Linked DNA regions of Mus musculus: regions 2, 3, 4, 5, 6 and 7 are each linked to region 1. The links are chromatin loops, found by intact Hi-C in ENCODE. Cell type or tissue: heart. All regions are shown on one strand. Region 1 has its middle 21 kb from the start of A330032P22Rik. Region 2 has its middle 87 kb from the start of A330032P22Rik. Region 3 overlaps Plekhg1 (pleckstrin homology domain containing, family G (with RhoGef domain) member 1). Region 4 has its middle 51 kb from the start of Iyd. Region 5 has its middle 73 kb from the start of A330032P22Rik. Region 6 overlaps Plekhg1 (pleckstrin homology domain containing, family G (with RhoGef domain) member 1). Region 7 has its middle 33 kb from the start of Iyd.

The links. Peaks named below come from ENCODE experiments on the same cell type or tissue, not always from the same donor. Only the 100,000 strongest peaks of a DNase experiment are listed, where the experiment ranks them.
Region 2: it touches region 1 in a loop (2.5-fold over the local background); 7 of 42 quality-filtered maps call a loop at or near these places.
Region 3: a loop joins it to region 1, with 2.2 times the contacts of the local background. A loop is called at or near these places in 3 of 42 quality-filtered maps.
Region 4: a loop joins it to region 1, with 4 times the contacts of the local background. A loop is called at or near these places in 3 of 42 quality-filtered maps.
Region 5: it touches region 1 in a loop (2.8-fold over the local background); 7 of 42 quality-filtered maps call a loop at or near these places.
Region 6: it touches region 1 in a loop (2.0-fold over the local background); 3 of 42 quality-filtered maps call a loop at or near these places.
Region 7: it touches region 1 in a loop (2.4-fold over the local background); 2 of 42 quality-filtered maps call a loop at or near these places.

The regions. Positions count from the first base shown.
Region 1 is chr10:3,695,064-3,699,063 of GRCm38, forward strand. No RefSeq gene overlaps it. Among named protein-coding and RNA genes, the nearest start is that of A330032P22Rik, 21 kb to the right of the region's middle. In heart, no CTCF peak of the experiment used is centred here; DNase peaks (open chromatin) are centred at 618, 2,118 and 2,668; H3K27ac peaks cover 867 bases.
Region 2 is chr10:3,628,916-3,632,915 of GRCm38, forward strand. No RefSeq gene overlaps it. Among named protein-coding and RNA genes, the nearest start is that of A330032P22Rik, 87 kb to the right of the region's middle. In heart, a CTCF peak has its summit at 2,264; a DNase peak (open chromatin) is centred at 1,936; H3K27ac peaks cover 292 bases.
Region 3 is chr10:3,809,212-3,813,211 of GRCm38, forward strand. The region is part of intron 2 of Plekhg1 (pleckstrin homology domain containing, family G (with RhoGef domain) member 1); the gene reads left to right. Among named protein-coding and RNA genes, the nearest start is that of Gm30164, 52 kb to the left of the region's middle. In heart, no CTCF peak of the experiment used is centred here; a DNase peak (open chromatin) is centred at 1,820; H3K27ac peaks cover 482 bases.
Region 4 is chr10:3,589,269-3,593,268 of GRCm38, forward strand. No RefSeq gene overlaps it. Among named protein-coding and RNA genes, the nearest start is that of Iyd, 51 kb to the left of the region's middle. In heart, no CTCF peak of the experiment used is centred here; DNase peaks (open chromatin) are centred at 1,573 and 2,723.
Region 5 is chr10:3,643,446-3,647,445 of GRCm38, forward strand. No RefSeq gene overlaps it. Among named protein-coding and RNA genes, the nearest start is that of A330032P22Rik, 73 kb to the right of the region's middle. In heart, no CTCF peak of the experiment used is centred here; no DNase peak of the experiment used is centred here.
Region 6 is chr10:3,803,270-3,807,269 of GRCm38, forward strand. All of the region lies in intron 2 of Plekhg1 (pleckstrin homology domain containing, family G (with RhoGef domain) member 1), which reads left to right. Among named protein-coding and RNA genes, the nearest start is that of Gm30164, 46 kb to the left of the region's middle. In heart, a CTCF peak has its summit at 2,307 (motif pointing right); a DNase peak (open chromatin) is centred at 2,242.
Region 7 is chr10:3,570,928-3,574,927 of GRCm38, forward strand. No RefSeq gene overlaps it. Among named protein-coding and RNA genes, the nearest start is that of Iyd, 33 kb to the left of the region's middle. In heart, CTCF peaks have their summits at 2,217 (motif pointing right) and 3,171; DNase peaks (open chromatin) are centred at 2,224 and 3,174.

The DNA.
Region 1 (4,000 bases):
TTCTGCACAGAGATTCATTTCTGAGCTTGTTCAATGGCCTGTGTTGCTTACCCACGTGCAGCTGCACACCTCTAACTTTTCTATCAAGCACCCTTCTCTGCTTCTCCAACAACTCTCTCGCTCCCGCCTGAGTCAGAAAGGAGTCTGTTGGGTCACTAAGACTCGAGGGCAGATTAATGCGACTTGTTCATCTTCTTTGAGAGGGGAGGGGATTTCATTCTGAATGACAGCACTCGGGAAGGACAGAGGCTCTTTTAATGACTTGATCAGAGGAATGCTAGAGGCAGATACCTGGATTTCAGTAGGGGAATTGACAAAAACTCTCCAAACTCCCATCTGGAGAAATCATATAGCAAAAAAGAGCACAGTTCTATTTATAACCAACTCAATGGCCCTGGCATAGAAAATGCTTAGTAACAGAATAAGGATACAACGGGTTGGTGTCCTTGGATAGGGTCACAGGGCTCTTATCCAGCCTACATCCTGGTCAATGTTTTTATCAATAACTTCAATGACAGCATAGACATCATGCTGGCTGAACAGGCTCTTGGATCGTGGATCTGCAGCTGCTGCTCTTTGATGACCAAAACCATCCCATGCTCTTATTTGGGTTAATAATAGCATGGCCTGGCGGGCCCATCGAGTTTCTGCTCAGCCCAAGGGATGTGCCAGGCAGGCTGCCTACATTACTGCCATAACTACAAAGACTCAGTGTATTCTCTATCGTGATTGAAAAAAATCTGTGCTCAGCATGCTTAGGAAGATTGAAAGGACTCCACAGCCAAGGAGGATGGAAGAACCAATATTTGATGTACTGAGTGCATAGGCTTATAAGACCAGCACTTGAGAGGCTGAAGCAGGAGGTTTTGAAAGTTTAAGGCTACCATTGAGGGACTCATAGCAACCTCATGTTCCAACCAAAAGAAAGCTGCATAAATTTTGTATTTGCCTTTAATAGTCAAGTCACTGTGCTGTACAATGGAGGGAAAATGTCTCTAGCACAATTTCTGGCACTTAGATGCAGAAATATTTGTGGAAAGAGGGAAAAAAAGAGAGAGAGAAGGGAGGGAGGGGCAGATCTGCTTTAATCTGTGTTGGTAATCATGACCAGTGAAGGACATCTGAAGATATTCCGTTTGGCACATGAAGACACCCTGGTCCTCTCCAAATGCTTCAAGGACTGTGTGTAATAAGCATCAAACAGATTTCAATTCAGTGGGAGCTGGAACTTTCTAAAGTAATGAGTACTGTCTGTGCATGCAGGAGGCTGACTTCTGGGCTCACATCATGTCCCTGGGAGTCTTTTAGGCTGTATCAGATCACAGCTCACTGGAGGCAACAGAGAGGAGACCGAGGAAGGACGGGAGAGGCAGAATATGGGAGCCTTTCCTTTGGAAAACTGTCCCAGCAGCATCTCAGAGGCTTTAGACTGAACTTGACAATGTACTGGGAAGCTGAGGTTGGTGGAGTGGGATTGGTGGCTCTATTTTATTAAAGACTACCCCTTTCTATTTCCTATGTAAAAGAATGAGGATCCAATAGATATGCCTTACATTATGCCAAATGCCAGTAAAAGAGTGTTTCATTCTCCGAAGCAACAAGCTAAACAAGCTCAAGCAAGCTTGGGGGGTGGGGGTGGGGGGCGGCTGGGAGAAAACCCTCGAAAGTCCAGCAGGCACTTCTAAAGGACAGAATGAACTTTGTCTGCTGCTGCGAGGCTGAGCCAGATCAGTGAGGGAATGGAAAAAGCGCCCCAACACGAATGTTTATCACCCACACCATCTTGAACGGTTCACAGACGCACATATACAGACTTTCTTACTGGGGTACTTGTGGTGAGGAACTTGAGCTGTATAAAGTATTGTGGGCTTTTTTTTGCTTTCCTTTTAATCTTCAAGGCGATAAACCAGGAAAAGCTTTAGACATCCTCCCAGGAACTGGAATACTAACAATGAAAGCTCACCGAGAGTGCGGGCTGCTTGGTGGTTTCCTAACATTCTCTTTATGCTGCTTCCAGCCCAGGGTCCCTGCCAGATGCAGAACACTTCCCTCATGGCAGCACAAATAGTTTCCATTTCCCAGTTCAGAGCCAGCATCCAAAAGATCCTCTCATTTGAAACTGAATGAAACAAAAGATGGCCCAGAACCCAACTGTAGCCAGGAAACAGAGGAGCCCATGCCAGAAAACCCTGCAGTGTCCCAGAAATCTCCAGGGCCAGAGGGAGGATACACTGCCTATTCTAGGCAAGTAACCATCTTAGAGGATGGTGTTCCAGCTGTTAACCTATCTCAAATGCCTTCAGGGCTTGAGATTCTGTGTAGACACTTGATACTCTTAAGAGAGTGCCCTAGCCTTCTGACTTCTCATTCATCTTTTCAGGACTTCATTAATTCACCCCCTCAGGCACCTGGGTCTTTTTTTTTTATTGCCTTCTTTAATGGTTTTCAACACCGTCCATATATGCATCTTGATCCACTTCATATTGCTATTTCAAAATGTCTAAGGTTTAGCAACTTATAGAAAAAAAGGAACTTTACTTGGTTCCTGATTCTGATGAATCGAGAGTCCCCAAAATGTGATTCTGATACCCTGGCAAATGGTCTGGTTTTGACACAATGTGATGGAGAAGTGCCAAGGGAAATGACCACATGCACAAGGGACAGGCATGTAGGGTGGCCCCATTTCATAACTGCTCTCACGAGAGCTAAGCCATTTTCGCAAGCCCTGATCTATTTCCACAACATAGCACCAATGCACTCACGAGGGCAGAGCCCCTAAGACCCAGTTACCTCTTACTAGGCTTCAACTCTCTCTTTTAGCAAATACATAATTTTGTCCATTATAACCATAATCAAGTTCAGGGGGAGAAAATGTTTTCATATACATCTTCACATTATTTTTATTCCTTATTTGAGAATTTTATGTGAATGATGTATTTGTATCATGTCCACCCCTCCCACCCACTCTCTCCAAATCTCCCCAGGCCCGCCCAACATGTCCCCATACCAACTCTCATCTTCTATATTTTTGAATAACCCCAAAAGCCCAACTAGTGCTGTTCTTGTGTGCATGGGTGGGGCATCTATTGAAGCATGGGCAACCTACCAGTGGTCACATCCTCACAGGAAAGAAAAATGCCTCTCTCTTCAACAGCAGCCATCAACATTTAATAGCTCCTTAGCTAGGAGGGGGAACGAGCCCTCCCGCATTCTGCTGGACTAACTTGATCTAGTGCAGCCCTTACATGAGTAACCACAGCTCCTGTGTGTTCTTAAGAACAGGGTCTCTGTCAGGGTCAGAAGATGACATTCTCTTCTCCCCATCTTCCAGCTCTTATGTTCTTCCCACCCCACTCTTCTGTAATGTCCCCTGTGCCCTGCCTGGGGTTGGAGTTGATCTAGACATCTAGACACTCACAGTCTCTTGTCCCCTGCATTTTTGATCAGCTATTAATCTCTGTGTTGATTGATGCCCACTGCAAAAAGAAGCTTTCCTTTAGTAACTGCTTGTTTCTTTTGTCAAAAGATGAAGGTAAAGTTCAGAGACATGAATCCTGAATTTTAAAAATTATTTTATTTCCAGGATATGTCTATGAAGCAATAGAAATTAATTTTCTCAGTGGGGTCCAGTGTGGTTGGCCCTTTAAGGGCCTTCTTCCTGCAGACATCTGCTTTCTCACTGTGCCCTCAGAGGGTGAAGACAGAAAACAGGACTCTTCTGTGACGTCTAAGGGCATTAATGTTATCCAGTCACAGGTCTCCATCCTTGTGACATCATCTAACCTTTATTATTATAGCAAAGACCCTGTCACCAAATACAATCACATGGGAGAGTAGGTCTTTAACATGAAGATTTTTAGATTAGACATAAAATATTCAGTTCATAATTACTCTCCCTTTAGTTCTCTGCATGTGTCTGTATATGTGTGCATGTGTGTGTGTGTGCACACACATGCACCTGTGTGCACATGCCCCTGTGTATGTAATATCATCAGTTAGA
Region 2 (4,000 bases), 66 kb before region 1:
CAGGAAGATTTCAGCACCCTGTGCTTTGGGAAGGCTTTGACAAATGAGAATGAAGGCTGTTTGCTTGCATAGCTGAGTCCCTCAGTTCTTGACGTGGCTTTACAGAGATCTGTCATCAGGGAGCTAATAAATTGCAACAATCCATCTCTGCAAGAACAGCAGGCTTGGGAACTGTTCAGTTGAGGCACTCAAATATTTCTTGTAGCATGGAATGGTGATTTTTTAAAAATAATAAAAAATAAGGTGTTATTTATTTAACTCAGAACCCCATGTTTCTAAGAACCTGTGTCTAAATAGCCTTAGGTCCTATCATTCTTCTAAGTGAATAAATTATTAAACTGACTCCTAGTGACTCATAATTATTCCCATAGATTAGTGCACATTTCACTCCTCATCAGAGGGGCTTCTATTTGCAATAAGCCATGATTAATATAGAGACTTACAGCTTGTCAAGGAACAGAGAACTTAATAGAATGCTCACCTCTCATTCCAAGACCCAGGAATCATGGCAGAAGAGAGGATGACAAAGACTCCATGAGCCAGAGACAGTGGATGACAATAAGCAAAGAGTATTTTCAGGACACAGCAAGACAGTTGCATATATAAATTCACAGAGGTTATGACAGCATGCTCAAGGGCCATGCAATCCCAAGCCAGACAAAACTTCAGCATGGTGGTAGGGTGGTTATAATATTCCATTCTTAACCAAGGAGCTATTGGCGTCTTACAGCTGTTTCGAAAGGAAGAGTCAGTTTTCTTTGTGTAGCCTTTGTTACATAAGGCCATATGACCCAGAATCTGTAGATGGCACAAGTTTGTCTCTATGGGTGCTGAAGAGAACATAAAAGAATTGGTCAGTAGGGAGATGGTGATGGATCAGGAAGGAGTTGATAGAACATTGCATATGATCAAAATGCATTGTATGAAATTCTCAATGAAGTTTTAAAAGAAAGAAAGAGAGAGAGAAAGAAAGAAAGAAAGAAAGAAAGAAAGAAAGAAAGAAAGAAAGAAAGAAAGAAAGAAAGAAGGGAGGGAGGGAGGGAGGGAGGGAGGGGAGGGAGATAGAGGGGGAGGGGTGGAGAGAGGGAGAGAGAGGGGGGGAGAGAAGCTATATCCTGCCACCTTCAGTTGGAAGGTATATTGGTCAGGGTTCTCTAGAGTCACAGAACTTATGGATAGTCTCTATATAGTAAAGGAATTTATTGATGACTTACAGTCTGCAGTCCAATTCCCAACAATGGTTCAGTAGTAGCTGTGAATGGAAGTCCAAGAATCTAGCAGTTACTCAGTACCACACGGAAAGCAGGCGAAGGAGAGAGAGCACGACTCCCTTCTTCCAATGTCCTTATATGGTCTTCAGCAGAAGGTGTAGCCCAGATTAAAGGTGTGTTCCACCACACCTTTAATCCCAGATGACCTTGAACTCTGAGATCTCCCTGTCTTAATCTTCTGGAATCCATAGCCACTAGGCCTCAAGATCTCCATACCAAGATCCAGGTCAGAAACTTCTATCTCCCAGCCTCTAGATTAGGGTCACCGGTGACCCTTCCAATTCTGGGTTGTAGTTCATTACAAATATACATTACAAAGTTGACAACCAGGAATAGCCACTACAGAAGGTAAGTTGACAGCTGGGACTTCTGGTTTTGTTGCCACTCTTGGGAATTGATCTTGTCCCAAGCCCTGTCCCCGTTGTATTTGCTACACTGGTGACCATAACCCTCAGCTCAACTCTGGGACATATGGCTTTAAAGTATATAGGCAAGGGAACCACTGAAAAGTACAGTTGGACATTTTCTGCCCCTCTGTCAGCCTTTGCTTGGTTCCAGAGTCACTGAAGTCCTCTTGCTGGCCCAGGTTCCTTCCTTAGCACCAGACTGTCTCCATACTTATGACCCAGAGTCAACACCAAGGCCCACGTGTGGCCACTGGGCTGTGGAATGCCAAGTAGCCACCCATTTTTTTGGATTGTTTCCTAATGTCTGTGATTCCTGGCAACTGCAGAGGGCTTCCAGGGACAGGGCTTAATGGTAGGGCGGAAGAGGGAGGGGAGGAAAGCAATGTGGAGTCTGCTGACATGCTGGAAAACGCTGCCCGGAGGTCCCTGAATCAGTGGAAGGACACCTTCCTTCCTGTCCCTCTCCAGCACCAGTGCTGGGGTCAGCAGTTCATGCATAAGAAATCAGGATTCTCTGGAACCACTCATGCTGCCTAAATGTAAACTGACAGCGAGGGGCCCAGCCCCCTGTAGGTAGGTAAAAGTCACTGTTCTGTATCAAGCACATTTGACAGTCACTCAAAGGACAGTTAGCAAATGAATATATGAGTCACTTGCTTCGATTTCACACTAGCTGGTGTTACCCAGACCAATTTACATGGCTTTCCCTGAACAAGCCCTAGAGTTGGCCTTGTGTATTATGGACCTTTCTGTTCTTTTGTCCATCAGGTTCGAAGCTGAAAGGGGTACAGACCTGTGGAAGGAAGGTGTTTGCATTCCAATTATCCATGGGGAGGAAGGAGGGAAATCTTGTTAGTTGTCCCAGGGGATAAGAACCTGGCAGGGACGAGACCTGGAAAGAGGATAACATTTGAAATGTAAATAAAGAGAATATCCAATAATAATAATAAATAATAATAATAGAACCTTGTGCGGTGCGGGTCTCTTTCTTCTCTCCACACCCTGTTCCCTTGAATTGTCTTCTTTCCAAGGGTGGCTGGCTCTGGGAGGTCAAACAATGGGAATTGTAGTCAGGCATCTATCTAATCATAGGCATTGTGAAGATCAGAAGGCTCCAGGCAAGCTGAGGGGTTGGCCATGAGCTGGACTAATCTGCACCACGGATAACAGACACCTGGATGCATCCTTGAAAGCTCATTCAGTTGATAACAGTGCTTGCTGCTGATGTGAGGAGAGGGGTGAAGCAAGGCTGAGACTGGTGGATGAAGAAGCCTGAAGACTCTATGTTCACACAAGACAGGGCTGGAAGATGTTAGCCATTTAACATCCCATTTCCAGGCTATTTCCAGGCTCTGCTAAAAGCCACAAGGATGCTCCCCCCTCATGTGGGGCTAGGGGAGGATCAACTCATGGAGGTGTCAAAGGTTCTATGTGTCTCAGAAACGTTGCAAGCGTTAATGATCACCTGTAAAAATAAATCTGTTTTCCCTTTCCTAGCCCCAGCTTCCGGAATGACATTTCTGAGACTAATTATTTATTAATAAATACCTCAGCCATAAACTTTAAGCATAGCCATAAACATAAAGCAGTAGTACTCAACTGAGGGATGAGGGACGTCACAAATCAGACATCCTATACATCAGATATTTATATTATGCTTCATAACAGTAGCAAAATTACAGTTATGACGTAGTATCAAAATCCTTTTATGGTTGGAGGTCATCACAATCTGAAGAACTGTGTTAAAGGGTCTCAGCATTAGCAAGGTTGAGAGCCTTTAGGACCTACAGATTCTACAACCTTCCCAGACAGCTGGGGACCACATGTGTAAACACAGGAGACCATGGGGGACATTTCACATTGAAATCACAACAGGGAAGAAAAAGAGTTTACATGCTGTGCGCGCTCTCTCTCTCTCTCTCTCTTTCTCTCTCTCTCTCTCTCTCTCTCTCTCTCTCTCTCTCTCTCTCTCAGCAGGTGAGGATTCCATTCATGGTAGAGGGACATGCCACCTATAGAAACTCAAGTCAAGGTGAATGTCCTTTGCTCCTGTAGTCTACAAATGAGCCAAGGTAAGCCTTTCTTTTCTGCTGGTGTATGGTCTCAGGTGTCTTGTTAACAGTATCACAGAACTGATAATAGACACAATAGGACAAATAAAATAATTGGCCACTACACATTTTAGTATTTCTCCAAAAGTAAGTTTGAAAATCTTCAGAAACACATTGTGCATTTGAGGTGGTGGGTTTGTTAGTCCATTTGATTTAATAACTCTTCATTGTATTAAACAAACAGCATTTCTTTGTGCCCTCTAAAGTAGTT
Region 3 (4,000 bases), 110 kb after region 1:
ATCACTAGACGTTGCTTTTGGGAATCAAGTCCCATGGTTTTGGCTCCTCTGCTATGCCCCTTTCTCTTATCATTCCTGAACCTAGCCACGCCCCCACGCCCCATCCCCACCCTCCCCTCTACCCCCCACGTCCAGTGTCCACAGGGCGGGCATGAGCTTTTAGTAATCTGTGACTTATTCCTATCACCATCACGAGTTTCCTGGGCAATGCGTGATACGGAAAACTCTATGCTGTAGGAAAGTTAAGTGGTTGATAAGGCCTTTGTAGAGTTAAAACTAGACAGCCCAGCTGTCATTGTGGTCGAAGTTCAAAAAACACAGGATTGCAATTGATCTCAAGCCCCGAATTAAGTCAACTATATTCTTTTAATATTCTTTGTTTCTTCAAAATTCGGGATCTGTTTTCATCCAGTGTTGTAACTTCATACGTATGCCTTTGATTTAGGAGGCATAGTCATTCAGAGGGGAGTGGAGTTTAGTCATCATATCCCAAGTTCTCAGGGATGGAATATCAGAGCTACCACTTCTTAGCCAAACCTTCACCACATCGTGTTTCATCGAGTTTCATCGAGTTTCCCCCTTTCTCCCTAATCCCCGGGGTTCATTTCTAATCCCTTTTTCTGGGTATTTTTCACTGGAGATCTCCCAGAACCTTCTGGGATCATGTCTTCTTCCAACCGCCTCACTCCCCCACTTCCCTGTTGGAGGAAGTGAAGATATTTTGCATAGCCTCATTATTCAAGGCAAATGGGAGCCTTCATTCTCCATGCCCTCAGGACCAGCATTTGCACCAGATCTTACTAGATTTACCTCCTCCTCCTCCTCCTCCTCCTCCTCCTCCTCCTCCTCCTCCTCCTCCTCTTCTTCCTCCTCCTCCTCCAGTTCCCATTTCCACTGCCTTCATAAAAGATAAAATGAGCATTTAACCATTTACTGCAAGCTACATGCTGTTTGTGTTATCTGATCTGAGCCTTTTGGACTTGCACAATTACACCCATTATTGAATGATTACAGGGTAGAGGAAATTTTTGTAAACAGTATAAAATCAAAAGAAGAGTGACTGTGTGTGAGTGTGTGAATGTGTGTATGTGTGTATGACTGTGTGTGTGTAAGTGTATGTGATTGTAGACATGAAGAGTGTGTGTGTGAGTGTGTGTGTGCCTGAGAGTGTGAGTGAATGTGTATATATGTGTGTGTGTGTATATATGTGAGAAAGAGAGAGAGGAAGAGAGAACGTGTGTGTGTGTGTGTGTGTGTGTGTTGTGTACTAGGGATAGAATTCAGGAATAATATACTCTAAACAAGTGCTCTACCACTAACAAACACCCCCAGCGTCCTTCATCTTCAGTTTGAATGGGAAATAAATACCAAGTCCAACTCCAAGTGCAGCATCCTTGTCTCTGCTCTGAAGTGGCACATCATAGGCAGACCACAATGCTACACACATCCATGGTAGACACGGTTTCCACTTCTCTCTGGTGTCTGGAACTCACACATCCCTCGGCCCTTCTGTCTTCCACCCCTGCTATATCCTAAGTGCAGTGCAGAAGATTCAAATCTGGTCTGAAATTCACAACAAGCTCTTGTTACTTGTCCAACATGTTCTTTTATTTTTGAGACAGGGTTGTACTGTATCGTCCAGACCAGCTTGGAGTCATGCTTTCTTATCATAATCTCCTCCTTTGCACCACTGGTGCTTCCTCCGTGTGTGGGGAGGCTGGGGGTGGGGAGTTGTACTATTGTGCCAGGAACACAGGCCGGTCTGGATACAGCTGGACCTGAATCTGCCTCTCTAACTCATAGGGACGCCTCAGACCGATGATTGGCCACCCACATTCCCAAGAGCCTGATAATGAACTTGCCTTTCCAAGCTGCAGCAGGGGAGAGGGAGCACGTGCTGGGGCCTGCTGTGGGGAGGACGTGGCCTTGGCAAGCTTCAGTAGGAGCAGTAGACCAGCAGCAGGATTAGACTTTATCCTGCCTTTCAGACTTGGTCAGTTTCCTTCAAGTTTTAGTTGCTCTGGCCTGATTTTATCTCTAAGGTGCTAGATCACTTCACCTCTGAAGGATTCACTTAGCAATTTTAATCATGTGTTGTCATCGCCTGTCCCTTAAGAGCCTATAAATCTTTCTTGAAATGCCTCTGAGTGGCCCTTCCCTTCCTGTCCTAATGGGCTCAGACCACTGGATGACAGAGTGAGGCCCTTGGCAGAGCACACAGCCCAGGGTCTTCTATGTAACTGTTCCTAACACATAAAATGTATTTTTAAATACCAGCTGGCCCAAGACCATCAGAGGTAAAATAGCTGTAAAACTTGGATGTAAAGTTGCTGATTATGAATGGCTTTCATACCAACATTCGTCTGAATTTTAGGGCTTCTGTAAAACAATTTTTTTTAAAAATTGGGGGTATATCTTTTTTATTAATGTTCATTTGTATTCATAAGAAAATGATAATCTAGTTTTCAGTGCAGGGACTTTCTAAAATGATGCCCATCCACAGTGTGATTAGCCCAGATTTCTCGTTCTTCATCCTTCATACAGCAGAGCAAATATAAGGCTCCAGCAACTGCATCCAGTGTTTCTGAGCCAGCAATCTTTTAGGGTCCCGGTAACCATCAAATATGGCTCTGTTTGGAGCCGTGTGTTCTCAGAGCCACTCTTAATTAGATAACATGCTGCCTTTTCACCATTTGTATCTTCTAGGACTCAATTTTTGCTTCAAGTGAACTTCCATGGCTCTATTTTTGCCTCTCATCTAGAAAGGTTTTCTTCCCTCCCTTGCTAACAGAACCCTTTTGAAGAGCCTGGTGGAGAACCTGGTCTGAAAACATGCACCCCTGCAAAGGTGTACTTGTCTTTGTTAAACAAAAACAGTAGTGTTGTTCATGATAGGGTCCCTGGCTTTGCTTAGGACCCTCACATCCATAGTCAATGTTTAAAATTCCAACCTTTATAATTCTAACACGGTTCTCTCTTAATCAATGTGGGGATTTGCAATAAAAATCTAGGGCACATGCCGTCATGTTAGTTCCTTTCTGAAGCCTACGGATTTTTCCAAAGTCTATTTCTAAACAAAATACTTTTTATTAACTTAAAAATATTTTGTCTGTATAGGAAAGGTTATTTGTTGAAATATTTGCCTGAGGAGAATAGAAGCCCTCTTGATCTGCCAGGCTTAACATTGCTAAAATGAACTGTGCTGCAAGATCCTTCAAGGAGCCCCTCCCTGGGGAACAGCTTCCTTGCTTATTGGGGTCACAGAGGAAAGGGAAACCCTTTCCCCCATCTGTAGAAAGGACACCCTCCTCGTGATATGTGAATTCCTTGAGTAGAGACCTCAGCGGACTGGGTGCTTTTTGTAGAGCAAGTCTTAGAGTATAGATGAATAAACTTCAGGGTGGAATGGTTCAGCCGGAAGAGGTGCTGCAGACCGAGAAGGCCCGAGTTCAATTCCCAGGTCCCGCCAGGTGGCAGGAGAGAACCAACTCCCAAGAGTTGTCTTTGACTCCTAAATGTGAGCTGTAGCACGTGTATGCCTGCACCCACACATAAGTACATGAGTGAATAAACAGATAATAAATTTTGAAAAATGCAAACATTTGGAAAACAGTTGCATAGTCATCTTGAAGATTTGCAGGGAAACTGGGAGGCAGTCACTGAAACCCTGTGCTTGCATACCACCTAGGAGGTGCAGCTGATCTGCCGCGTGAGCCACGGTTATTTTCCAAAAAGTCACTTGCAAACCATTTTGGAGTATAGTAAAGCTATGTGTAGCATGTCCTTGAACAAATTAGGACTCTTTAATCATGGCATACCTGAAATATTGCAGGTCCATGAAAGAGGGTGGATTGTACCATTATTATTACTTTCTCATTGTTCCATGGGCGATTGAGATGCTGGCATTTGCAGGCTTTTAAAGTGTGACATTAATATGGCATAATGTGTCATAAGCATGTAGTATTAGGTTCTAGATATTCCCATTGGGGCCGAGAGATAT
Region 4 (4,000 bases), 110 kb before region 1:
ATCCTTTCTAGACCGTCCTCCACTACTTTGTGGCATATCTTCCTCTTAGGAAGGGAGAAACATTAGCCTTACGTGGATTCAGTCCCAGGGGATGCCCCTAGTCCAAGCCTCTGTACCCTACATCTCAAATCAACCAATCTTGAACTCTGGATACAGCCCACCATGCTTGTTGCTCTTGATTTTCTAGATTCATCTTTTTCCAGTGTGACAAATGCAAACTTTAGTTGGATAAACTTGCTATTTCTCTCCAACAATTGTCCTTACAAATTTCTGCCATTTACTGTGAGTATGGAAAGAGCAAGCTTGGAATACTGAAGAGAAACCTGGAGTGGTTGGAGGTGTCCTTCTGAGTTGACTGGGAGAGATGAAAGAAAGTATTTTATTTCCACCTAGCACAAAAGCCTCAAGATCAGACTAACTCCTGTGACCTTGACCCATCCTGTCACCTTTAAATGGGGTAAAAAATGGCTTTTGAAAGCTCAGTCTACCAGGGAAGAGGGCTTAAGTCACTAGAGTGGATTGCGAGCATGCATGTGAATTAATAAACAATCACACGCAGAACAGAAGGTTCTGAAGTGTTGCTTAGAACCAGCCACTTCTCAACAGTGGCCCTCAAGCAGGGACAGGTCTGAAGGGCTTGGTGGGAAATAAAAATCAGGGTTTTCTTTCTTTCTTTCTTTCTTTTTTTCTTTTTTCTTTTTTCTTTTTTTTTTTTTGGTTTTTCGAGACAGGGTTTCTCTGTATAGCCCTAGCTGTCCTGGAACTCACTCTGTAGACCAGGTTGGCCTTGAACTCAGAAATCTGCCTGCCTCTGCCTCCCAAGTGCTGAGATTAAAGGTGTGCGCCACCACGCCCGGCAAATCAGGGTTTTCTATTAGGACATTGTTAAGACAGTTAAGACAATGGGAGCACCTCGGAAAACCTGGATCGCTAATTCATGTCATGCTTAAGTCCCTGTGCAAGCAGTCACACACTCTGCATACCTATGGAAGTTTAATGCAACTTTCAAAACCTATCTAGTTTTCTGAAGGGAGTTCATTCAACGTCGAGAAATCTGCCTTCCATAGGAATAACAAGGATGCACTGTTCTAAGACAATTTTTCTTTAGCTTGCAGAACAGTGAGTTTGCATAGGATTGAAAGTTGCTTACTTCAAACAAGACCTTCATCAGTGAAGTACTCAGTGAAGAGCAGTCGGGCCTGGGAGCCAGAGTCCCAGTGTCAGAGGAATTCAACACTTCAGGTTGTATTATATTTGGATGGACAAACCTATTCAGAGGATTTTGTAAACACAAGGCTAGGTTTTGTAAACACACTTGTATAAATGCCAACACCCTTGCTTTGTTTCTACCTGTCTCACTGCTGAGTTCATCCATTTCTAACTCCCCAAATATTAGGCTATTTAGGTTTCCTTTTGGAAAATTGTCACACTGAAGTTATTTGACCAAAATGGAGAGTCAACGTGTGACTTTTGGCTACAGGGCAAAAATCCAGCAGATGTTCTTCGCCTTCTAGAGTGAGCATGGGTGTGGGATCTGATGGCAAATGGAGGAAGCAGCTGGGGAATACATCTGGGGAAACACAGAACAGCCTCTCATAGAGAAAGCACACTACAGAGCTCTCATTCTGGAGTAGGGAGGGGTTGGGGAAGCATGGTCCAGGTGGCCAGATAGGGAGTAAGTGAACTGCTAAGTGGATAGCCATGGTCAGTAACTGCCTCTACTATAGATCCAAGGTGGGAGACAGTGCAAAGTGGCCGGAGGACACATGGTGCCCATCCCAAGGACAAAATTCCATGAAGTGAGCTGTCAGGAGTGCTGTAATGAGCTCTGATTCCAGTAGATAACATTCCCTTAGGCAAAACACCTTGCACTGTAGCAAGGCCCTTGAATACCAAGGTCCTGTCTCTGGTGTCTGCTGAAAGTCATTAGGACCAGATGTGAGGCAAGAGCAAATGTGGGAGTTTGAGGGACAGTGACTGAGGGCAAACATATAACTTCCAGAATCCATTGCACGAACTATGACTTGTCAGCCTATCCCTCCACTCTCTTTCCCAGTGTGAGGCTGGGGTCTGGATGGTGCTGTGGTCCACGGTGCTGCCATGTCGGGTAGAGGTGGGTTGATGTGACAAAATGTGCAGTGGAGGGGGAGCAGGGATGCTGGAAAGTTACAACCCAGAAATCTAGGCCCCAAGGGCCCTGAGTGAAAGATCCTTTGAGAGGATCATGCAGCATCCAGGATGTCCTTTCCACCTGGACAGCTGCTTCATTTAGTCAGGAATAAAATCACATGCTACATAAATGCAGGACAATATTGCCTGGGGGATGCTGAGGGGTGAGAAAGAGGATGTAGGTGGGGTCATGTCTAATGAACATGAGCAGTGAATGGAAATGGCCTTATGAAATCCAGTACAATAAAATGACCCAGGAAAAGGCCAGTTCTGCACTGCCCTTACCTATCCAGTCAGTAACCTGGGATAATAGCACTTCTGTGAGTGCAATTTAGAGGGAGGTGGGGACTTGAAACTTCCCCTCTGTACTAAGGCAATTATATGCACACACGGTGCCTTTAAATATTTAGATCATGCTGTGCAGAACTAACATCCATGCAGGATGTGACCCTGTGGGACTTCTTGCAGGAAGAGGCTTCAGGAACAACAATGACAAGAAGGACCCCATTGCTCTAACCTTCCCTGCTGGGTTGCTGAGCCAGCTGCAAAGAGCTAGGGCTCAGGCCAGTAGCTCTGCCTGCAGGAGATAAACCAGCCTGGGTGTGTGCCTGGGTGTGTGTAATTATTGTGTTCAGTTTCTCTGGAGGAGCGGGGCTAATATATGCATGAGGTCACTCCACCACGCCTTCATTCACCACCCTTTTCCTAGCATTGAAGTAAAACAAAAGACTTTTCCCCCAGTCTTGGATTTATTTTCACAGTAAAAATGTAAGAAAGGAAGCCAGGGGGACTACATTTATTGTATATAAATATTTGAGCTAGGGAGATGGTTTAGTCAGTCAATAATATGCTTGCCAAGACCTGAGTTTGATCCCCAGAACATATGTTAAGAAGTCAGGCGTGTGTTTGCTACCCCAGCATTGGTAAAACAGAAACAGGCAAGGTCCCCAGGATTTGCTGGCTAGCCAGCCTAACCTACTCAATGAGCTCCAATCCAGCAAGAGACTGTTAAAAAACAAAAACAAACAAACCAAAAACTGCAATGGATGGTGCCTAAGCAATGAATGAGGCAGAGATGGCCCTTTGGCCTCCAGGCCTGGCCCTACCCCCACATCCATGCATGCATGTATACATGCATTCCTACATGCATATGTGCACACATACATTTAAAGATGGTAAAAATGTTAGGTTTTATGGGAGCCTGACACAGGCTCTTGATTTCGTCTCCTACATGCTGATTTTTTTTGTTTTTTGTTTTTTTGATTTTTGTTTTTTCATTGTTTTGTTTTGTTGTGTTGTGTTTTGTGAAGGCGGTGCTTGGAAGAGGGTGGGCATGGATGGGCCTGGGATACAACGGTTGCCTAACAGGCCCTCCCACTGGGTCATTTCTGAGAACACCCTTTCTCCAGCTTTAATTTTCCTCAACTCTGTACTCCCTTTCAATACTTATTATTATTTTTCCCTCTCTGTAAGAGTGTATATTTTATTTCTGAATAACAGCTGGGTTTGGAGAATATGACCAAGTATCAGAGGGCATTTCTTTTACATTTTTTTAAGCATCCTGTATTGAGAAAGAAGGTATACTACTGGTGTGTTTGTTACTTCTTTAAAAGTTCTGTAATGAAGTACCTGAGACAATCAGCTTAGAAAGAAAAGAGCCAACCATATGGCAGTACCACTAGAACTGGGCAATTATCCAGAACTCATCATAGCTCTTTGTTCTGGCAATCAAGCACAGAGACCATACCGTCGTCATGATGGACCAGCCTGTGGCTATTTCTGCATGAATCCATAGCAGATCAACATCTTGCTTTGTCACCTGTTGGCTTGC
Region 5 (4,000 bases), 52 kb before region 1:
AGCAAACAGGCTCACTGTGGGATCCTACTTCATAAGGAACACAGACAGAAGCCCTTTCAGGTTTATAAGCAGTGTACTCTACCCACTTACTGGCTTCAAACAGAAAGCAGTGATTTGTAACATGTCAAGAGCTTCCAAATGAACTGACTCACTGGGAAGAGTGGGTGGTCTTGCCCACATCCTACCTTCATACCGGAACACATATTTTGGCTGCCGGAAGCACTGGCTTCTGGGCCTCACAGCTGCATAACCACCATTATTCCTGGCATAACGTGCACTTCCAACTGTCTTTGCCCTTGCTACTCCTTGTCCGGAATGCCGTCTTCATTTCCCCATGCCTCAAGAGATCTCATCTACCCTGAAAGACTATGTAGGTATCTCCTCTTGCTCCAAGGAGGATTGCTGGTTTTGTCTGTTCCAAGAGTATGATCCTCAGTGCACGTGATGAAGGTGGTGCCTGTGGCTTGAGACTTGAGGCTGCTATTCTCTTGTCTGCTCTACCATACTCTGTACTTCCGTACGTCAAGGCAGGTCCCATTGACCTTACCACCAGAGGTTTGCACAGTGCCAACACTGGTAGCCATTGAAAAAGTGATTATTAAACTAAATATTTTATTTAATCAAATCTGGTTCTATATTACAAGAGTCTCAAAGATTCGTGCTTGGGTTATTCATCACACTGATTCTAGAAAAAAAGGTTGTCATTAGCCTAAGCCTTTTATTATTTTTTTTTCATCTCATCTGAATTGGGTCCATTTAACCTCACAAAAAGTGTGTGTGTGTGTGTGTGTGTGTGTGTGTGTGTGTTGAGGTGGGGGAAGGGCAGTGTTTAGAGGCATTTGGGAACTCTGGTTGGTTCCACTTTTGTCGTCAAAGCATGACCCTTAGGGTAATGAAGGCAGGGACTGAAACAATAACTCTATGGTTGAGAGCCTTCGCTTCCTGCTCTTGCAGAGGACTGGAGTTCAATCCCCAACGCTCAAAGCAGTTCATGATCACTTCTAACCCTGTTCCAGATGATCCAGTGCATTCTTCTGGCCTCGGTAGGCACCAGGGACACACGTATTCCACAGACAAACTTGCAGGTGAAACATCCATGGACATAAATTTTTTTAATTAAAAATTTGTAAAAAGAATAATGACAACTCAATAGTGATGAAAGCAAATGTATTTTTCTTTAAACGATTTCAAAATTGGAACTGAGTTTTCGGTTTTAGTATAAACCTATTCCTTTTAAAGTTTTCATTGGAACATAGCTTGCATACTACCACCCCCCTCCAAAAAAAAAAATCCATTAATGTGTTCACACCTTTCCAGGTACAAAAGCTCAACGGAAAGATCCCCAGCACAAAGTTGAAGTTGATATTTATGTAACACTATGGACCACAGGTGGACACGCACCATCCTTTGCCAGTGGCTGTAGTACGAGCTAAGTGTCTGCATTTCCCCACTAAACACGACACTTAACCACAGTATTAACCCTGTGCTGCATTAGACTTCCTTCTATTAACGTTAAGTCCTAAGCCATGGTAGTTTCTGCATGACAGCAGATGGGTCCACGGGCACACATTCATTTCCATAGTTCGTAACAAAATCAGGCCCTCAGTTGTTCTCACTAAAGTTCAGCAGAAGCACCAGATGTTTGCTTATCCTGCCTTGTTGTAAGGAGGAGGTTTCCATTAGAAAACAGATTCGTCTTTAAACAGCTTTAGCAGAATAGCACAAAAGAACCAGGAATCTCCATCCTGCCGCCTTTCCAGTTTCTCCCCAGGCCTCCCACACTCTGCAGCTGAGCCTAGTCCAGCTCCATTCTACATCTAAATCCAGTTTCCCCCACGCAAAGTTTCTGCTTCAATTAGTTCCACTTCCTGCATTGTAAACAAGACTTGGTCCTGCCTCTCTCTACAGAGCCTCCCCTCCCAACACACACACACACACACACACACACACACACACACATGGCGGGGGGTGGGGGGGGCAAGGTGAATGTAAGTAGATAGGACAATAATGATAAGCTTAATGCCACAGCTTCTCCCCTGCCCTGTGTGTGTGTGCATGGGCATGCCCGTGCAAGGCTGTCTGCTCATGTGACTGCAGATATGAGTGTGCAAAAGCATGTACTCCTTCGTGGAAAATACAGTTCCACCTCCCATATCATTCCTCAAGTGCCATCTATGTTGTTAGTGTTGTGGTTGTTGTTGTTGTTCTTTTAAATATCTCTTACTGGCTTGACATTACCCTAGAAAGCCCCAGGGCCCCAGCAATCCACTAACCTCCCCTTCCCTGGCACTAGGATTACAATCAGGCACCACCAGACACCATTTCTAGTTTTTAAATGTGGGTTTTGAAGACAGAGCTCAGGTGTCACGTTTGTAAAGCGAACACTTTACCTACTGAACTATCTCCCCAGCCCTCGCTTTGCCTTCCTCATAATGATTTCTAGTGGTGAGGTGTGATCTAGCTTGGCTAAGGAATGAGCCCAGGTACACATGTGAGTTTGTAGCCTCATCACTTAATTTCAAACTGAACTATTGCATGAGAAACAAGAATGCCAGTCACTCACTCTGTCTACCCTGGGACTGCTCCAGAGCACACTCGGGTGCCTCTACCCAACTCAGTCATCTCCTCAAAGTCTCGCATTTCTGTAGTGGGTGCACACCTTCAGAGAACACACAACTATTCCTGCTTCCCAGGTATTTCCTGAAGGATAAACATTGACTTAAAATCTTTTTAGTCAGCAAATCTACCAGAAGGAACCAGATTTCATGTGAACACTTTTTCCGGTTTTGCTGCTGTTGTTTGTAGCCTCAAAGACTGGGGCAGGATGTTTCTCTCCGAAGTCTCTCATCTCTCAGATGTCCTTGAACAATCAAACAGAAATGACATCATTCTCTAATGGCTTCTGCCTATATTCAAGGAGAATAAAATGACTCCCTCTGTCTGGCCGTGTGGCTTTGTCTCAGGGGGAATGTGTGTACATGTATGTACTTGGCTGTTTCAGGTGCATGTATATACCTGTGCTTACACACATAAGCATGTGTGTTCATTTGTAACCCTACTCACCATTATATCACTGCACAAATACTACTGTGGAATTATTTAATTCAATTCTGAAGGTAACTTGACCTTTAGCACCTAGTGGAACCAAATGTCCTGGGATCCCTTGTGACAGCAGCTATTTTGCATCTGAGTAAACCTCTAGTTTGCACAGCTCTGGGTGCACAGCTTCTTTCTAATGGTCGGCTTCCTTGACCTTTCTCCCCATTTCCTCTACTGCTCTTTGCTCCAGCTGCTTCCTTTGAAGGCTCCTCCCTATCCTCCCTGTCTGACCCGTCTTAGAATCTACTTGTGTCTGAACCCTTCATCTCAGGGATGCTCAGAACTCTATCAGCATCTCTCTCTAGTCCATGTTCATTGACATATTGGCTGTGGTGGGAACACATACAACACAGAAATCGTCAGTGATACAGATCAGTGCTTTGCTTTGGGAAAGACAGTTGTTAAACATTTGCAGCACAATGCCTTCTTGGAGTTTTGGTTTTGTGGTTTGTTTGCTTGCTTGTTTGCTTTTTAAAGATTTATTTATTATGTGTAAAGTATCTGCCTGCATGCCAGAAGAGGGTACCAGATCTCGTTATAGACAGTTATGAACCACCACGTGGTTGCTGGGAATTGAATTCAGGACCTCTGGAAGAGCAGACTGTGCTCTTAATCTCTGAGCCATCTCTCCCACCCCCACAATACCTTCTTGTAAAAGTTGAAATGTGCATTCATTTGTCTTTGGTCCTTACGTTCTAGAGTGGCTCCATTCCATGACTCAGGTATATTGTATGGCATCATTAGGTGCAAAAATTCTGAGGGTCAAGTTACCCTCAGAATTGAGTTAAATAATTTCACACTAATATTTGTGCAGGGGTATAATGGTGAGTAGAGTTACAAACACACACACACACATACATATGTGCTTATACATGTAAACATGACTAGATACATGCACCTG
Region 6 (4,000 bases), 110 kb after region 1:
AAAGGGAGGGCCCATGCTCGTTTGGCCTAGGCACTAGACTCTTCCTTCCCATACTGTTTGAACTCTCACCACAATTGAGGCTGTTTGTAAAGCGAAGAACACTGCTCAATCCCAGATCAAAATTCCATAAAGTAATAGGAATGTATGAGAATTTTTCTGAGCATTGGGTAATCACAGTGTGTGTGTGTGTGTGTGTGTGTGTGTGTGTGTGTGTGTGTGTGTGTGTGTGTGGTTTATGAAAAAAATGAAAGAAGAAAAGAAACTGAACTTCACCAATGACTTAGAGCAATGGTTCTCAACCTTCCTCATTCTGTGGTCTTTTAACACAGTTCTTCATGTTGTAGTGACCCCCAACCATAAATGTATTTTTGTTGCTTTTCCATGACTGCGATTTTGCTACTGCTATGAATCACAATGGAAATATCTGTGGTTTTGGATGGTCTTTGGTGTCCCTGTGAAAGGGTCCATTCAATCCCCAGAGGGACCACGACCCACAGGTTGAGAACTACAGGGATAGCTCTTCACAGCTTCAACCCACAACATAATAATGCTTCACAGGAGTTGTACACATATGATGTGCTGAGCACTTCTGGAAAAGTTCAAAGGTGTCAGAAAGACCATCTTTCAGTGGACCCAAGCCTGTGTCTGACCTCATCAGAGTTCATGAGACAATGAGTTGCCCCCTGGAAGTCTTCATCATTATCAGGAAACGTCCTATCAATTATTTTGCTTAATTTGTGTCTATCTAGAAGGCTCACTCAGTTAAAACAACAACAACAACAACAACAACAACAAAGGTTTGTGGTCCAATGTTGGTTTATCCATTAGGCACAGTTCCCACGGCTACCTGTAGTAACTTATGCAAATATTTTAGTTAACTTCTTCAAAGTATAAGAAAAATATAAATATATGAAGAAATATATAGTATTGGATCTGAATGACATTTGTCTTCATAACATAACTAAGATACATCATTTTAACAATTTTTTTATGAAAGAAGGAAGACAAGGGCCAACATGCCCAAAGCCTACAGGACCCAAATGACTAAGTCACACTCAGATACAAACATGTTTGTAAGAGTCAGTCATTTTGTGGTTTTGTTTGACATAGAGTAGAAATTTTCTTTTAAAAAAAAGTTTATTATTTATGCACATGCATATATATCCATGTAGGTTTATATCTACCATGTGTAACTGGGTGCATGTGGAGGCCAAAAGATGGCGGAACCCCCAAGAGCTAGAGTCACAAGTGGTTGAAAGCACCTGAAGTAGGTACTGAGACCTGAACCCAGATTCTCTACAAAAGGAGTGAGAGTTCTTATTGCAGATCTGTCTCCAGCTCCTCTGTCTTCATCCTTGCTGTCTTCTTCCTGCTCTTCTTCCCCCTCCTCCGATTCTTCCTCTTCCTCCTGCCCTTCCTCCTCCTTCTTCTCCTCCTCCTCCCCCTCCTCCTCCTCTTCCTTCTCATCCTCCCTCTTTGAAAGGATTATGTTCTCTGTTAATGAATTTATCATTTTCTTCTTAGAGTGATACTTGGCTATGTCTACAAAGACAGAAAAAATGACATATTGATACATGAGATAGTTGTGATTACTCAATTGATTTTCCTAAAATTAAATAACTATTTTCCCATCTGGTCTCCTATAGATATTGTTTGCTTTGTGATATAATGCAGACAGTAAGAGAAGAGAGTGACACTTAACTTGGGGTCCCTTGGTTAACCTTAGCTATATGCTCCTTGGGAACTGTTGGCCTACTGTGCCTCCTTGCTGTTTTGGAGAAGGAAGTCCAGAATTGCAGGTGTGGTGCCATGGATCTATATGGCTAAGTGCAAGTACTTTTCAGTGTCTGTGGCTCATCTGGTTTCATTTACTTTCAAAGCCACATTCTGGTTTCATAGAAACTAATTTTGTTTGTCTTCAACTTTGGTGACTATCAGTGATGCGGAGACCATCTCCTCAGAGCTACTTGTTAACTCAAACTAAGTTCGTTCACTATCTGGGAAATCTTCTTTCACAAAGATCAGCTCCCTGAAGACGGGGATCTTTATGTGCTGTGCTGACCTTAGGAAAAAAACAGACATATAAGAGGAGGTCAAATGTTTCCTGGAAGAATGAGATAATTTCCTGCTTTAGAAAAGTCAGGCCCTGCTCTGAAATAGCCTGTTGTTGAATTCAGTGGCGAACAGTACTGGTCAGTCTTTGTACTTTGATACCAAAGGGTTTTGGCAGGGACACAGAAGTGTATGTGGTCCCTTAGGAAAGAGCAGGAACTCGGGAGCCAGGTATAACAAACCACAGTGCTGTCCTCTTGGGGGCAGCACTTTCTGTCATATGCTCCTGTCTGACAATGTGGTTGCTACTTAAACAGAACAGAAGGGTCAGAGAATTGTAGACAGATGTGTTGCCTCTTTCTATCTTCTGCAGATGGAAGACTAGGAAATAAGACGGCTGACCATGATTGGCAAGATTAGATTAGGCAGTTCTAATGTACAAAAACTTCAAATGTCAGAGAAGGATAGGTCTGGTATATATAGAGTTTGTTTACTTGAGGATATCAGAAACCCATGCTCTTTCTGTTGGCATAATATGTATGTGTGTGTTCAGCTCAAATACTACAGTTTGGGGGGCACCATAAAAAAAACAACAACAACAAAAACCACATATCTGCCCCCTGCCCCTGTGAGTTATTTCCTCCAGCTTCTTGTTTAGGGTTTCTCCCACCCAAAATATTTGATGAAATGACCTTAGAATGGAGATGCTATAAGAGTATGAGGCTAAAGGGGAGCCTAAGGAACAGACGCATGCCCCTTACTGTTGCAAAGTCACACTGGGTATCTTTTCTTTTCTTTTTCTTTTCTTTTCTCTTCTTTTCTTTTTTTTAATATATATATATAGTAACATCAGATGCACCAGAAGAAGGCATCAGACCCCATTACAGATGTGGTTGCTAGGAATTGAACTCAGGATCTGGAAGAGCTGTCAGTACTCTTAACCACTGAGCTGTCTCTCCAACCTCATACCAGGCATCTTGATTGTTACTCTTCTGCTGGCATTTTCTGAGCCTCTTATACTATTGAGTTGAGTAACTCAACTCTGGCCAGAGAACTCCTTTTCAGTAAAGATGCCAAGGGTTCAAGATGACAGATTCCCCACATTAGTTAAGATTAAGCGCAGCTGTGACTGTGATCAACAGTACCCATGATCCTACCATGCACTGGGATCATCTCTGGAGCATCATTGTCATTTCTTACATCCCTGTATGAGGTGTTCCTCCATCATGAGAAGGAGGACCACTCACTGAACCTATCTCAGGTCAGTAGAATCCACTGGGATGCATCAGAAACCAATAATAGTCTTGTAGCTGAAATCTTTGTGGGATGTGAATTGTAGCTTTTTAACCACTAAAATTTGCACACAGTTTGGTGAAAGTATGCTGGCAGTAAAATAGACCCTGCATGCCTCACGGGACTTGTAGGTGATCTTACTACTGTGTCCCAGGGCCTATAAGTATCTGACTCAGGGTTGATTGATTTGTCGGAAGTCATCTAAAAAACAATAATCAGTGTCTACGTCATTAATGATTCATATGATGAATAAGTAACTCATTGTATCAGACTAGACATCGCCGATACGGCCATCCGGTAGGATTCTTGGCAGACTGCTGGAGCACAGGAACCAGAATGCAGCATGCTACTTTAAAAAGTCATGGAATCACTTTCCTTCAATCTCTTGCAGTGCGAAATCTTCCAACTTTCTCTTGGCCTGACCTGACAGCACTGTTAATGAGGATTTCTTAAAATATATCAATATTAAAAGTATTATGCAGACTAAATGTAGTAACTATAAAAAAATCCAATGGAGTTACATCATTCAGAAAAAGTGTCCATTTTTTACTTTACCTACAGAGTGGGCATCTGTTTTTCTTTAACGTGTATTTGTAGGAACTTTGCATGCAGAAGCTGGGGTACAGCCTGCCCCGTTGTAGACCTTTCATGGATG
Region 7 (4,000 bases), 120 kb before region 1:
TAAAATGAATAAATAAATAAAATATAACCAATGACTACTTTATACTATTAAGATGTTTTGTAAGTAGGCATTGGTGAAGATATGAAAATCTTAAGCCCATGATGGTTTGAATGAGGATGGCTCCCATAGGCCCATACATTTGAATGCTTTCAGTTACAACTGTTTAGGTGGATTAGGAGATGGGGCCTTGTTTGAGGAGGTGAGTCACGGGCTGGGCTTTGAGGTTTGAAAGTACTTCCACTCTTACCACTGCTGCCTTGTTGTGTTTTGAGATGTGAATTCTCAGCTATTCTGGCTACCATGTCTTTGCTCTACTATATGGACTCTAACCCTGTAAAAATAAGCTCAATTAAACACTTTTCTATATGTTACTTTGTTGTCTCATCAGAGCAATAGAAAAGAAACTAAGACAGGCCCTTTGTACATTCCTAGGAAGAATGCAAAATAGATGGAATAAATTACCTAAATAATGAGTGCTCTCGTGTGTGTGTGTGTGTGTGTGTGTGTGTGTGTGTGTGTGAAATTCTGGATCCTTATACACCAGCAAGTATTCTACCACTGGGCACCCTTCTCTCAACTCTAGAAACATAAAGTGGTACAGCCACTGTGGAAAATAACACACTTAAACATACAATTATCAAGCTATCCTATAATTTTTCTCCCAGTTATACACCTGAGAGAATTGAAACCATATTTATACTGAAGCTGTAGATCGATATTTATGGCTGGGTTATTCAAATTTAGTTAGAAAGTGGAGACAACCCCAGAGTCCGTCTACCAAGGAGCACACAGCTAAAGTTGGAACAGCCTTACCATGAGGAACTGTCAAGCCACTGGAAGAATAAAGAATTATAATGCAACCAGCCCATGAGGGAAGCCAGGCACTACAAATCAGTGCTGTTTGATTTCATTCATATGAAATGTCAGAATGGACAAGTCCATAGAGACAAAAAGTAGACTTGTGGTGACCGAGGTCTGCAGCAGGAAGGGGCTAACGGGAAGTGATGGCTATGGACATAAAACTTCTCCTGAGGCTGTAATAATATTCTAGAATTAATCAGAGCTGATAACCTCATGGACTTGTGACTATACTTTAAAAAATCATATTGCTGTGCACTTTAAGTCTGTGATTTTATTAGAAAAAAGTATCACCATGAATAACATGATGTGGAATACGCTAGCCTTAAGGGTTTGGGTGAAGCTAGGCTTTCTTCCCACCTCAATTATTTCACTATTGTTTATATTTATTATGCATTTAGTTACCACACCATTCTTTGCATTGACGTTTCTGTGGATCTTCTTAGAAGGAGCAGTTGTTTCAAAGCAACCTGTAAGATGCACTGTAACTCTGTCTTGGCTGGGGCTTGTTCTCTGGTTTTCCTTCTCTTGGCTTCTTTTTTACACTATCATGGTTGGCCCTGAGTTCCCCTCTCCTAACTGAGGATGGAGATGGCTGAGCAGGGACCTGCCCAGATCCAAGCAAAGGCCAAAGTATGAGATGGTTCCAACCAGTGCAAAAGAGAGGCAGAAGCATCACTAGGCATTCAGTTAGGAAGTTTAGTGCAGGGTGGTGGGAGAGCATTTGTCTCTGCTTTCTTCTTGTTTCTGTTTGTTAGTATACAGTTAGTTGGTTAGTATAGAGTTTATTCAGGGCATAGGGAGGGGAGTCAAGAGGGTAGTAGAGGTAGAGAAAGGCAGAGAGAGAGTAGAGAAGTAGAAGAGTAGAGGCTGGCCATGAGAATGTGGAGAGAAAGGGGGAAGGGAACGGAGAGAGAGGGGGAAAAGGAAAGCAAAAGGGCAAGAGGTGGTCTCTGCTTTCTTGAAGGATGGCCAGTGAGACGGGGAATTCTCCTGTGTGTCCTAGCACCTTCACCACATCCTGGCATCTATACTAAAAAGGGTCAAAATTCTCCTCAGCAAGCAACCTTGCGGAGGGCAGCGGCTGAGTCTACAGAGCCATCGGGTGTTTGGAGCACAGCCATGGTAGTCTTTGGGGCGTGGAGTAGACACTTGGTCATGATGAAGTCAGCAGTTTGAAATCTGGCATCCGTGTGGTGCTCATGAGCTCTTCCTCCATGCTTGGGCCAAGAAACTTGACAGTAGCCACAAATTCGCCACATGAGGGTGCAGAGGATTCGATCTCCTTTCATTATAGCAGGTGGGAAATACAAGGAAGGTGCTCTTCTAATCCAATTCCCATCTGAGGCAGCCATTGTGAAACCACTAGATGGCACAGTCTTGCCAGATGTGAGCCAGACCTTGGACAATGAGTCTTGCTAGATGACATCATCAGATACTTAAAGGAGCTTAGCTGACTGTTATCCACCCCCCACTCCTACCCCCACCAGAGGTTTCCTATGTGTTGGCAGTTTATACCCTCCAGATCGTGTAAATACAGATGTGTTGCAGTTAGTCATCAAAGTCAACTATTCCGTAACTGGAGCCAGGCTGAGAAGGGCCATGTCTCTTTGTTTTCTGTTCAAATATTTTCATGATTCCTCTGTCACACATTCTTTAGTCTTCCATATGGTTACATCAGCACCCAGGGCCTCCTTTCTTCTGTACACATAGAGATACATAGGAAAAATCACTCATCTTTAATATACAGGAAATTCTTGTACAGCAAATAAAATTTCCATCTCTTATGAGGATGTCATTCATGTCTTTTGCAATGCCTTCTCCAGCTTTGAGGAAGATCCCAGAAAAAGAAAATATCCAAAGACCTAAAGGAAACAACTACTTGTTTTAATGTTTTTATTTATTATGTTTTAATATTTGTTTATTTATGAAGATACACATGCAGAGGTCAGAGGAGAACCTTTGGTTTTCTTCTTTTTTTTCCCACCATGTGGGATCCAGGGATCGAACTCCTGGCAGCAGGCCACTGAGACATCCAGAAAGCCCTTAATTATTCTATTTATCCATCTTTGAAAATTTTTTCTCCCCAAAAGTAAAAGTTTTATTTGTAGTCAGGGGCTGTACCCACAGGACCAAGCAGCTTAGTGAGACTATGCCCATGGTCATTTAACATAGGCCACCTCCCAGTGCATCTGTGGTATCCACCAGCATCCACCCCAGGGAAGAAGTGTGGTAGGGCTTCATGACAGACAAGTTCAGCTTCAACAAAGGAAAGAGAATAGATTTACTTAGCCCGAGGTCACTGCATATGACCAGCAGGGGGCCTGTCCTGAGACCGTGAGAACTTGTAAGAGGTTCTGACTTCTGGTGAAAGCTGAAAAATTGGGGCACTGGGTCCCTGCTGTTACCCCCAGAAATATTGGCCTTTGAGACCTCATGAGGCAAAGCATGAGGAAATCCCACGGAGGGCTGGGGAGATGGCTCAGTTGCTACAGTACTTGATGAGGCACACTGGCCAGTTAGTGTAGCCCATTAGGCTACACACATCCAGGACCCAGTGAGAGAAATTCTTTCAAAAAACAAGATGGCGGAGACATATCTGAGGTTGACCTTTGACCTTGACAGACAGCTTGCATACATAAATGCACACAGGCAAACATCACACACACACACACACACACACACACACACACACACACACACACACACTTTCTCCCAAGCCTCTTGAGGTGGTACCAGCCCCCCAGAGTAGACAATGGCGAAGACAAGACAGCAAATTCAAGGTGCCAGGTGACTGGGCTGAATAGACCCCATTGTTGAGTTCTCCTCCACTCTCTGTGGCACCATGTTTGCTCAGAGAAAGAACAAAAAGAATGGAGTCCAATTACAAAGCAAGGGTGTGAGCTAGGTTGGGGTTTTTTTTGGGGGGGGAGTTGGTTTTTTTTTTGTTTTTGTTTTTTAATGGTGTTTGAGAAACAGCCTTCGATTGTGTCAACAGGATTGTAGGAGCTATTTATGGCTGTATTACTGCAGTCTCTGGAGATGACCTTTAATTCTAGAACTATACGGTTAAAGAGTTTATTTTTAACCGGCCCATTCTCTGTGACATAAAAAGAATCTTGTGGCACTTGGATAGCTGTTC